Linked DNA regions of Homo sapiens: region 1 is linked to region 2. A link is a contact called in ENCODE Hi-C data. All regions are on one chromosome and are shown on one strand. The core of a region is the stretch at or near the end of the contact, and the rest is flanking DNA. Distances in the headings are between cores, read along the strand shown.

Evidence for each region. A loop is a pair of places that touch in the nucleus more often than their neighbours do. Pooled maps may share reads with other maps.
Region 1: a pooled map shows a loop between it and region 2 (11-fold over the local background). The contact joins two enhancer-like sites. A Hi-C loop is called at or near these places in 3 of 37 single-sample maps with no recorded cell type and 3 of 50 pooled maps.

Annotation. Positions count from the first base shown.
Region 1 is chr4:81,559,652-81,565,540 of GRCh38, reverse strand. No RefSeq gene overlaps it. Among named protein-coding and RNA genes, the nearest start is that of RASGEF1B, 91 kb to the right of the region's middle. RefSeq lists an enhancer at 2,837-3,006. Within about 2 kb of position 3,285, at least 6 of the 41 ENCODE cell types and tissues checked have a DNase peak (open chromatin) inside an H3K27ac peak, as active enhancers do.
Region 2 is chr4:81,051,079-81,056,465 of GRCh38, reverse strand. It overlaps BMP3 (bone morphogenetic protein 3), which reads right to left. Exons shown (of 3, transcript NM_001201.5): 3 at 1-3,121. The coding sequence ends at 2,930. Among named protein-coding and RNA genes, the nearest start is that of BMP3, 23 kb to the right of the region's middle. RefSeq lists a silencer at 4,139-4,188. Within about 2 kb of position 4,135, at least 2 of the 41 ENCODE cell types and tissues checked have a DNase peak (open chromatin) inside an H3K27ac peak, as active enhancers do.

The DNA.
Region 1 (5,889 bases), core at 2,036-4,535, 510 kb before region 2:
TTTACACTAGAAAAACTTGAGTACCTAAATGGAGGAAGAAGGATAGGAAGAGGGGCCCTCACTCAAAGGAACAAGTCAAAAATACACCCAACTGGATTTTGACCTAAGGGTTTGCCTATGATTCATTTTAAGGAGTATTATTTATTCTGTGATGATAAAGAATTTGGGGGTTCTGTGTCAGCAGTTTGTCAGTGTTGTTATCATCACCCGGATGCTAGATTGCCCAATTTTAGGACTGAGCTCTGGCAACTGGAACCCAGTTCTCCAGGGTTAGAACTATGTCTAACCCTGATCTGCTCTTTGCAAGCAGCTGGCTGTGCCATAGAAAGGACATCAGCAAGCTCTACCAGGCAACAACAGAACTAGCTGCACAGGAGTAATGTACTGATCTGCCAGCATAAAACATGTGTTAGTCCACAGTGGATGCAAGGATGAACATCCATAGAAAGCAAGGACGGGACAAGCTAGTCACATTCTTGTCTTTTGGTACCATTATGACCTGTCTATATGGTTTCAGTTGGGCAGAAATATTAGCATAATAGCCCTAATATTGGGCTAACACTAAGAAAGAAGCACGTGTTCTCAAGTGATGCAAAAAGTCAGCAGAAGTTTTTTTTTAATTACCCTAAAAATAAGTGATCCTACCAGGAGTGGTGGCTCATGCCTGTAGTTCCAGCACTTTGGGAGGCCGAGGTGGGCGGATCACAAGGTCAGGAGTTTGAGACCCTCCTGGCCAACATAGTGAAACCCTGTCTCTACTAAAAATACAAAAATTAGACTTGCGTGGTGGCGGGCACCTGCAATCCCAGCTACTCGGGAGGCTGAGGCAGGAGAATTGCTTGAACCCGGGAGGTGGAAGTTGCAGTGAGCCAAGATCGTGCCATTGCACTCCAGCCCAGGTGACAGTGCAAGACTCTGTCTCAAAAAAAAAAAAAAAAAAAAGATCCTAAAACAGCTGGGGATGAATCATTCAACATAGTTGATCATTTGTCCCTTGAAACACTAGATTAATTTTATTGTAAGCTTTTTATGTGGAATTATATTAAACAATGTAATTCATTTTTCAGCTTCTTAAAAAGTATATTCTGGTTATATTTTTGCCTTTCTTTATTACTCAGTGTTAACTATTGTTAAAATTTAGTTATTTTCCTCTACAATTATATATTAATGATCTGGGACCTACTGAAGGTTGTAGACTTGTTTGCCCCTATGCCACAATCTGTATATCAACCGGATGCTTCAAGGTTTTCTTTTTATAATTTTCTGTTCCTTTCCTTGTTGCCACACTATCAGTAGCTACTCCACCCCTTCTCAACCCCCATTCAACTTGTTGGCTCTAATCTACTAAAGTCTTGGAAGTCAAATAGCTATGTGTACAAAAATTATGGATAAGGTAACAGGAAATAGGCTCTGAATCAGTACGTGAGCAAAATACCTGAACTTTAGTGTGTCAAATTTGTCAGTTTGTCGGTTTCAGTGTGTTTTGTTTTTGTTTTGTTTTATATTCTCATCTATGATCTCATTAACAGAGACTTCCAGGTGAATTCAGGAAAAATGAAGTACTTTTTAATATAAATTGAGGAAATCCTAGCCAATTGTTGAGCTTTATTGACCACAAACTTGACAGTGGAAATAATATTTGCAGAAAGGAAGGGCAGATTATTTTCTCCAAAATCAAAACATATTTATTACCCTAAAAACTTTAATTTGTGGCTATTTTACAAAATTTTAAAAATAAAAACTTTTTAGATCTCAAAACTTTTACCAAAGATACCCACTCTTAATATTATGGTCTTTCAGAAACTACCATTTAAATGACTGCTGGTTTTCTTTTAAATGGGAGTAATCAGATGGAATTATAGAGCTCATCATTTTGTATATATAGTACAAGTTTGTAACATCTCTACATATCATAAATATTTTTGCTTTGCAACATAATCTCCATTAAGAGCTCAATTATTGCCTAGTATATTGAAAGGGTATATGTCAATGTGTATATTTATTGGTCATTGTACATATCAGTGTATTTAGATTTTTCCACTTATTTTGTGAATTTATGTATTTGATATTTGAACATAATTTTTTTTACCAGATTGTTTTAATTTTGCCTTAATATTTTATTTTCTTTTGTCAGTTTTAACCATATTGTATAAATTATACAAGATAAATTCATTTTTCTAGCAAGATGTATTTTACAAAGATATGAACTAAAAAATAGAATTCATTTGGATGGAAACTTTCTTGACAGCACCCTGTGTGAAAACACTAATCAAAGACATCTGAGGTTGTTTTGTTTACTCAGATGTCAAAAAGTTTTTTCTCTCTCATCTTGCTTATTTTAAACTTTGTCTTCCTTTTCTCATTCGAAATAATGATTTTTAAAAGGCTATTCCTTTTCTGAATCTCCTGTATTCTCCAACCTATAAATAAAATCCTTCGACTCCTTTTGAAGTAGCAGTGATTCAAGCCTTATACTTAAACCAGGTGTATTGTTTTTATATTTATTGGTAATATATTACTTCATGGCATCCAAATGGATAAAGAGAATTTTGTTCACAGAATGTCCATACTAGAGGGAAATCTACTCACCATTGATCTTCCTCACAGATATCTTGAGAAAGAAAATATAGCTTTTATTCCTCTGTTTCTGAAGTACATGGAAACTATAGCAAGGAATTTAAGGTCATATTATATCACTTATTAAATGTATTAGGATTTATTAGTTGTACCCATCTAGCATGATTTTCAGTAAGAGGAGAAACTTCCATGTGGAGACTCAATAATAGATTTAAAATACCTGAGTCAGGTATTACACTTCTCTCAAAGATTTAAGGCATCCTTGAAAAAGAGTCTAAATGCAATAAGTTAGTGTAATATAACCAGTCTGCTGTGGAACACTTTCACCATGTCAGATCTCCCAGTAACAGGTTTTCTGAACTTGGGCTAGTGACAAGCTTACCTAGGCCTCAGTTTCTTCATTTGTAAAATGAAATGATTTGGTTCCATGAGGAGGCTGTAGATAAGCACAAGGTGCTACTCCTGGTTAGAATCTCAAAGAGAGTCAACATTAGAATGTTGATCTGAAAAAGCTGATATAGGAAGAATATTCTTCAGTTATGACATAGACTCCACCATTTATACAGGTTGGAGGGAAAAAATACTTTCTCATTTTCATGATTACAGCTGCTGGTTTCATTTCCTCCTTTGTAGGAACCCCCTGTTTTTACGTACAGGAAGGATGCTTGAAATAGAAGTGAAAGCAGAAACTCCAGGCAATATAGGAAACACCAAGTGAATGTATATGCCTGCAAGGGGACCTAGCTCTTTATCATTCTGAGTAATTTGGAAGGAAAGGTATTTAACAATGTCTGCTTCCTCAAACAATACCTTCCTTAGGTGAATGTACTGCCTAAAAGGTATTAAACATCTGAGTCCAAATTTCAAAGTAGAATTTCCCAAGGAATTTTCTTATAATAGAAATAAATGTTGTCACCTACTATCAGAGGTCAATTGAAATTTTTTGTTATAAATTCCTATCAACTTACTATTAGTAATTAAATAATTAGGGGCCTTTGAGTAGAAAGGCTGTCAAATGAGACTGGCAATACAGATGGCTTGTAAAGAGAACAGAGTCACCAAATACTTCTTAATGAGTAGCTAGTTCAAGGCAATCCAAAGCACCTCTCTATTTTGCCAAGCATGTTTTTGGTATGGTTATGGACATGGTGCTCCTGCAAAGACATTGCCCCAAATTCGGCATCTTTCTACATGGTTGCTTATGCTTCAAGCTGTTTAATAGCCACAGAGCCCTCCAAGGCTGGGCCTAGATTAGCATTTTTGAATCTTTTTTGATTATAACCCACAAAAGAAATGCATCCTAAACCATGATCCAGGACTCCCATATGTGAATGTATGCTTGTACGTATATCTACGCCAGTCAGAACGGTGATTTTTAAAAAGTCAAGAAACGACAGATGGTGGCAAGGTTGTGGAGAAGTATGAGCACTTTTACACTGTTGGTGGGAATGTAACTTAGTTAAACCATTGTGGAAGATGGTGTGGCTATTCCTCAAAGATCTGGAACCAGAAATATCATTTGAACCAACAATTCCATTATTGGGTATATACCCAAAGAAATATAAATCATTCTATTAAGAAGATATATGCATGTGTAAGTTCATTGCAGCACTATTCACAATAGCAAAGACATGGAATCAATAGAAATGCCTATCAATATACTGGATAAGGAAAATGTGATACATATACACCATGGAATACTATGCAGCCGTAAAATAGAATGAGATCATGTCCTTTACAGGGAGGGACATGGATGAAGCTGGAAGCCGTTATCCTCAGCAAACTAACACAGCAACAGAGAACCAAACATGGCATGTTCTCACTCATAAGTGGGAGCTGAACAATAAGAACACATGGACACAGGGAGGGAAACAACACACACTGGGGCCTGTTGGGGGTGGGGTTGGGGGAGGGAGAGCATTAGGAAAAATAGCTAATGCATGCTGGGCTTAAAACCTAGATGACGGGTTGATAGGTGCAGCAGACTTCCATGGCACATGTTTACCTATGTAACAAACCTGTACATCCTGCACATGTACTCCAGAACTAAAAATATAAATTAAAAGAAAAAAAAACAAAGCACATCCAGAAAGAGTGTCAGGAAATGATACTCTTACCAGATAGGATGAGATTTCCTGTTTTAGCGTATGTTGCTTTATTTGTTAAAATGCTGTGATGACCCACTATACTGACGATACAATCAACAAATAGGTTTCAGTCTACAGTTTGAAAAACATTGATCTAAATTAATAATAATTATGATAATAAAAATAGCAACAGTGAATAACAATACAATAAAAAGTTTCAACCAACAGAACCCTGGGCCTTCTTTAGAAGAATTAGTTATCTAAGAGTGACCTTGAGCAGGAGATATAGAGAGACTATCTTATAGTGTACGAGGATTTTCTGAAAATTAATAAAATTGTGACAACTGCTTTGGAGACTCTGTCTCATTCCACTGATTCATCTAAATACTGTTGCTTCAGATGTTAGAAAGATCTACTATATATACTCTGATCTTAACTGGACTTGAGAATTAAAAGAGAATTTAAATGTATAACATATCATAATTTTTTGAGCTGCTAAGAAAGAAAAAAATGCTGCTAATTATGATTGTAAAATCCCATGAATTCTATGACATTTAATAGACATGTTAAAATATGAAAAAACATACTTTTTTTGAAAGCGTTGCTTCTAAAATGAACACTGAACTAAGACTCACTTGGGGGCTCTCCTCAGGCTTTCTGGGTCCCATGTTCTTCCCTTCATAGGAGAAATGGGAGTTTGCTTATCTGTGGGGAAAATTAGCTAGGATTGTATTTTATTAATTTTGTGGAATTTTTTAGAATTATAAATTCAAAAGCCATCCTTAATGACAATCTGGATCCTACCTCCTCATGTTACAGTTGAAGAATCTGATACCCAGAGAGCTGATGTGACTTGCCCCAGTTAACACAACAAAGTAGAGACAAAAATAAGTTTAAAAGAGAAAAGAGGCGAGGTGCGGTGGCTCACGCCTGTAATCCCAACAGTTTGGGAGGCCAAGGCGGGCGGATCATCTGAGGTCAGGAGTTCGAGATTAGCCTGACCAACATGGAAAAACCCCATCTCTACTAAAAATACAAAATTAGCCGGGCGTGTTGGTGCATGCCTGTAATCCCAGCTACTCGGGAGGCTGAGGCAGGAGAATCGCTTGAACCCAAGAGGCAGAGTTTGCAGTGAGCCGAGATGATGCCACTGCACTCCAGCCTGGGCAACAAGAGCGAAATGCGGTCTCAAAAAAAAAAAAAAAAAAAAAAAAACAATAGAAAA
Region 2 (5,387 bases), core at 2,886-5,385:
ACTCAGGAGGCTGAGGCAGGAGAACTGCTTGAACCTGGGAGGTGGAGGTTGCAGTGGGCCGAGATCACGCCACTGCACTCCAGCCTGGGCGACAAGAGTGAAACTCCATTTAAAAAAAAAAAGAAAAAGAATTATTTTTTTCAGTAACTGACTGTGTGTGTGTGTGTGTGCACACTGCATGGGGTAGAGAGATTACTTGTGGGGGAAGAGAGAGAGAGAGTATTATGCATGATTTAGCAAATGGAGTTTATAATTGTAGCTTCTCTTTTCATGAATGCCAATTTAATAATTTAATATCAGGAGATTTCTAAAGCTTCTGTGTAGGAATTATACAGAAACTAGTACCTAACAATTTGTAAAACAGGCACTTACTAAATTTTCTAACTACTCTTAGTAAATCTGTATTAATTAAAATATTAATACATTTACTTCAATCTCTACTACTGAAAGATAATCTTGCTTTATTCTTTGGGAATAAAACTCTTCCAATTTAAACCATAATACATCCTCAATTCATTAGTAAAATGATAGTTACAAAGCACCCAGAAAAACTGCTGGTTAAAACCTATTTCCATTGCTAAGAGATTACCCAAGTTCTTTCATTGTGTTGTAATTTTATATCAATTGCTACTTAAAATATAATCTTAACTAGTTAGTACCTGTAAATTTTATTATGTAGTGGGTTTTTGGCCATTGTGGGGTGCAATCTGTAATAACTAGGCATTGATTCAAATTAAGAAAGGTAATAAACAGGCATTTGGATATAAGAAGGCTAAGAAGTGATACTGGGAATTGCCAGAAGTTTTGGTTGATACAGCTCTAGAAAAAAACCTAAATTTAGAATTTCACCAAATCTACCAATGAAAAAGTTTTCTTTATTGAAAAACAGTACGATCAGGATGGTGGCCACACTCTGGCCCCCTTCTATCATATACTTTTATTTTCAAATGTTTGAGAACATGTATTAAAAAGTAATTTTATCCTCCATCTCACTTTGAATCTTTAATTTTATGCTACTGTAAGAACTAGAAGAAAGCATGGTAACTCAGGCACCAGAACTTCACTCATTTTTTTTAGAACTGGTGTGTCTCACTCACAGAATTAACACACACCCACACCAACATTTGTGTACCCCAAGGTGTCAAAGAGCTTCTTTTCATGAGTTATTCTTTTAATGGGTTTGCAATAAAATACCACTTAAACCAAAGCGAATGCCATACTAATTTACAAACAGCGAAGTATAGGATGTTCTTTCATTTAGTTTATTAAAAGAGGGACTTACAGTGTTTTTATATCTATCACTATCATTCCTTCAAGGAAGACGGGTGTGAAATAGCTGGAATTATAAACTTAACCCTTCCAGCTCATGGCCAGCCTCTTCATTTTACCAGTGAGGACACTAAAGACACACAGGTAACACAGTGCCTTTCACAAAATAGATGCTCAAAACATATTTATTAAATGACTGAACCACCATAATTAGCTACAGGCAGAGACAGAACAAACTCCACGTCTTCTGATACTGCACAGCCTCCAAAATGGCTGAGATATTTCTAAGTATCAGATAAGACGGAACTAAAATGAGGATTAACCACAGATTAACACCAACAATGATCTACGGCCTGAAAGCATTTCCATCACACAAATAAATATAGTGAGAAGAAGGATATTGAAATAATTTTGAAGACTAAAGTTATAAGAGGACACATATATGTATGTGACACATAGAAATGGAAAGCAAAGACAAACAAGTGTCTATATTTGATTCCCATACCTGACGAATAATGTTTTGTAAGCTTTGCTAACTTGTAGATTTCGTGACTGAGCCAAAAGCCCTGATCTATGTGAAAAAGTGCCTGACTTAGATGTGACTGAAGAATGATATTCAATATTTGGTTATGGTTAAATTGGTCATTTAAGAAGATCTTCAATATTCTACCAGTTTTTGGGCCTCAACATCTACCAATAACTTCATAGGAAGTAAAGGCATATCAGGAGAATTAAAGAGTTAATGGCTTTAGGAAGGATTTTTAAATTCAATTTAGAATAAATAAAAGCATTTGTGAAAAAGAAGTACAAAAGAGGAATTACACTTGTGTTTTCAAAAACTAGGTTTCTGATTCCTTTTTCTGGTAGGAAATGAAATGAAAACAACTGTATTTGCAATTAAATAGCTGGGTCAAGTGGTAACTCTCTGTATATGCTCTTGAATTATTCTATCATATTTGGCAAAGTTCTTATAACTGAATGGTGTTTGCCAAAATACAAAATTAAAAAAAATAAAGAATCCTGTGTAAACTGAATTATAAAACCATATTAAGCAAACCATCCTACAGAGGGCACAGGCACCTGGCGCATGTACGCACATACATACACACTAACGCTCAGCATAAACTTTCCATTACACTTAGACAATGACTTGTGGAGGAAAAACAAGGATAAACAAGAGTCTCAAGAACTTAAGAAAAACATCAGAGTTGATTATTTAGCACTTTCTCAGGATTCTAAGGCAATAAGCCTAATTCAAAACGCGAAATTGTTCTCTATTTCCCATTAGTCATTAAATGAGATAAATGACAAGCTATTGCTGCTTCTCCATTCTGTTTTCAAAGAACATTACAAAAATAAACCAGTGTGTTCTCTAACAGTTCTAAAAACAGTTTGATAAGTTGTTGTGTTTGATTACAAAAAGAGAAATAGATGTCCATATTTACTAAAAATCTTGCTTTAAGTTACATTCAGAAACAAATACAGTTCTTTTCCTTGGTGGCAATCTTCAGTCTATTTGCTCATTCCCCTCTGACTATAGAAATAATCTTTTGAAACAAAATGCATTGGCAGTGCAAAAAAAAAAAAAAAAAAAACAGGAAGAAGTCCATAAAAATAAACTAATGATTGAATTAAGCATTCAAATGAGTTCTTTGCCAGGTTATCTGCAAGCGCAAGACTCTACTGTCATGTTAGGGTATACTTTAAGCACTACATTCTTATTTTCATCAAAGAATAAAATACTGAGTGAGGACATCTTTTCTGGTACACAGCAAGGCTCAGGAATCCCAGGAACGACCCCCACAGCTCTCACTATACTCTGGATGGTAGCATGATTTGATGGCTTCAAAGACTAGAGAAAGAAATGAAAGAAGAACACATATGTTAGGTGGAACTGCGTTTCCACTCCTCAGTCCTCATTACACAAAATGCTTATCTAATGAATTTGTTTCAACAATTTAATAAAACCTCTGGCATCATTATACATTAAGCCCAATCGCCTATCCCACCACTACCAAAATGGTTATTATTTATTAAGTGCCTGCTGCATTCCAGGCATATTATATGTAGTATCTCTAATTCTCACAACAAAGCTAACATTTCTTACATTTTACAAAGGCTCAAAAAGCTTAAACGACTTATCTAAGTTCAAATAGCTTGTAAATGGTAGAGGATTTAAACCAAGTTATCTCAGCAAGAATCATTTAATTACAAACAACTTAGCCCCCAAACATGGAATTAATACACTCTACGGTGTTTTCAATAACAGGATTGAAACAAAAAATGATTCGTTATTGACCCTACATTAATCAAAATCCTAACAAGCACTCTATTTAACAGAGATACATTATTGCCACTGCTATATTGATATTTAGGCATTGTTGTTAAAATAAAACCAAGCAGGTCAGAGGGGTATTGATTTATTTAATTTAATAGTTGCCAAGATGGATTGGATGGTTACTATTCCACTATGTAATTATTCAACTCTCCTTAGAAGTACAAACTGGGGGGTAAGAAGACCACACCATTGGCCACTGGGGGTCACTGTTGCTCCACTGGTTTAGAATTAGGCATGGAGTTGTGTTCTAAGAGTGGGCCACGTCCTCTGGGAATTCCCTCTGGGAATTATGAGGGCCTAAAGTTATCCTATGGATACCAGAACTTTCACCAAAGAAGCCTGAGTAAGAATCTTTTCCCTGAGAAAATGCCAAATGGGACCACTAACATTCATGTGAAGCATGTGGTTTTATTTAGAGAACCCCATACAGCTCTGCTCTAGCTAAAAGTACTAAAGGAACAGTCATTTTTGCAAGTCCAGAATGTTAGGTATTGCCAGAGTGGTAAGAACTTCCTAAGAGATGCCCCACTGTGCAACACCTGTGTTTCTCGATTCCTCTTTTAGGCAGGTGAAAGTAGTTTTGTTTTAAACACATTGAGAAACAGAAGTTTGGTAACTTGCCAGAGACCAATTCAGGAGTAGGACTTTGACCAAAACTTTCGCTTTTTAATTTCAGAACTTTGAGCCATGTTTCTCATGGCTCAGAGGAACCCCGCCCCAGTGGATTGGTATTTTAATTTCAAACTCCTAAAGCTCCCAGCATGGGAAACTGGAACAAGTTAAAACTTTAAGGGTATATACAAACCAAGGGAGAAGACAATAATATAGAAAGCAGGCATACTCTTAAAAAAAAAAAGAAAAAAAGGATTATTTTTGGCAGAGAAAGGTTAAATCTCATCCCATCTTTTAATATCAATGAAATAAAATCCATACATCAGACTTCAACTTTATTGTGATTAGGCATAAGTAACTAAATAATTAGACTTAATGATGGGCAACTGTTCTTACTTTTTTTTCCTAGAGATTTTCAGTATATGTTAAAAAGACTGGTTAACTTTGAATTAATTAGCTTTAATTCATTACAAAGCAAGTTATTCCTCCCTTGAGGAGAGGAAGTCCATGCTGTTTTATTTTGCACATTGTATGCCCTGCATCACCAATAATATCTGTGTAACTTACACAAACTACAATCAGTATTGTACAACAAATGTCAGTAGCCATTGCTTGTTATTGCTATTGGTAATTTCTAAAGAAAGCTTTTGCAGCCATCCACTTTTCTCTACTGATTTAAAGTTATTTTTATGACTCAATAATCTAAATAGCTTGTCATAAAGCGAAAACTTTTAAACTAGATTTTCCAAAATTATTCTGTTATTTTAATGTTTAATGACTCCTATAATATTTGAATTTTATACAAAGTGGATCAACTTAATTAGATGAGACCTTGGGTGCTAAATTCTCCTGTGCATTGCTGTTCCTGAGCACCTAGTATAATCTAGGCATGGAACAAATGCTTGTTAAATGGATGAAATACTTAAAAGAAACAACATACCCTCCATTTTTATCCATTTCTGTGGAAATAGTTCCTATCAACACAAATACAAGTTTCTGTGCAAATGACCTGGTGTAGATATGGATAATATTCATGGGTGTTTCCTAGGAAAATTCCTGTCCTTTTTTTTACAGCTTCAAGTAACAAATGATAGATTCAGAAACTATGAGTATATGAGTAGTCTCTAGTGGGCTCACTGGAATTTGGACAGAAGCCCCTGATTCTGCA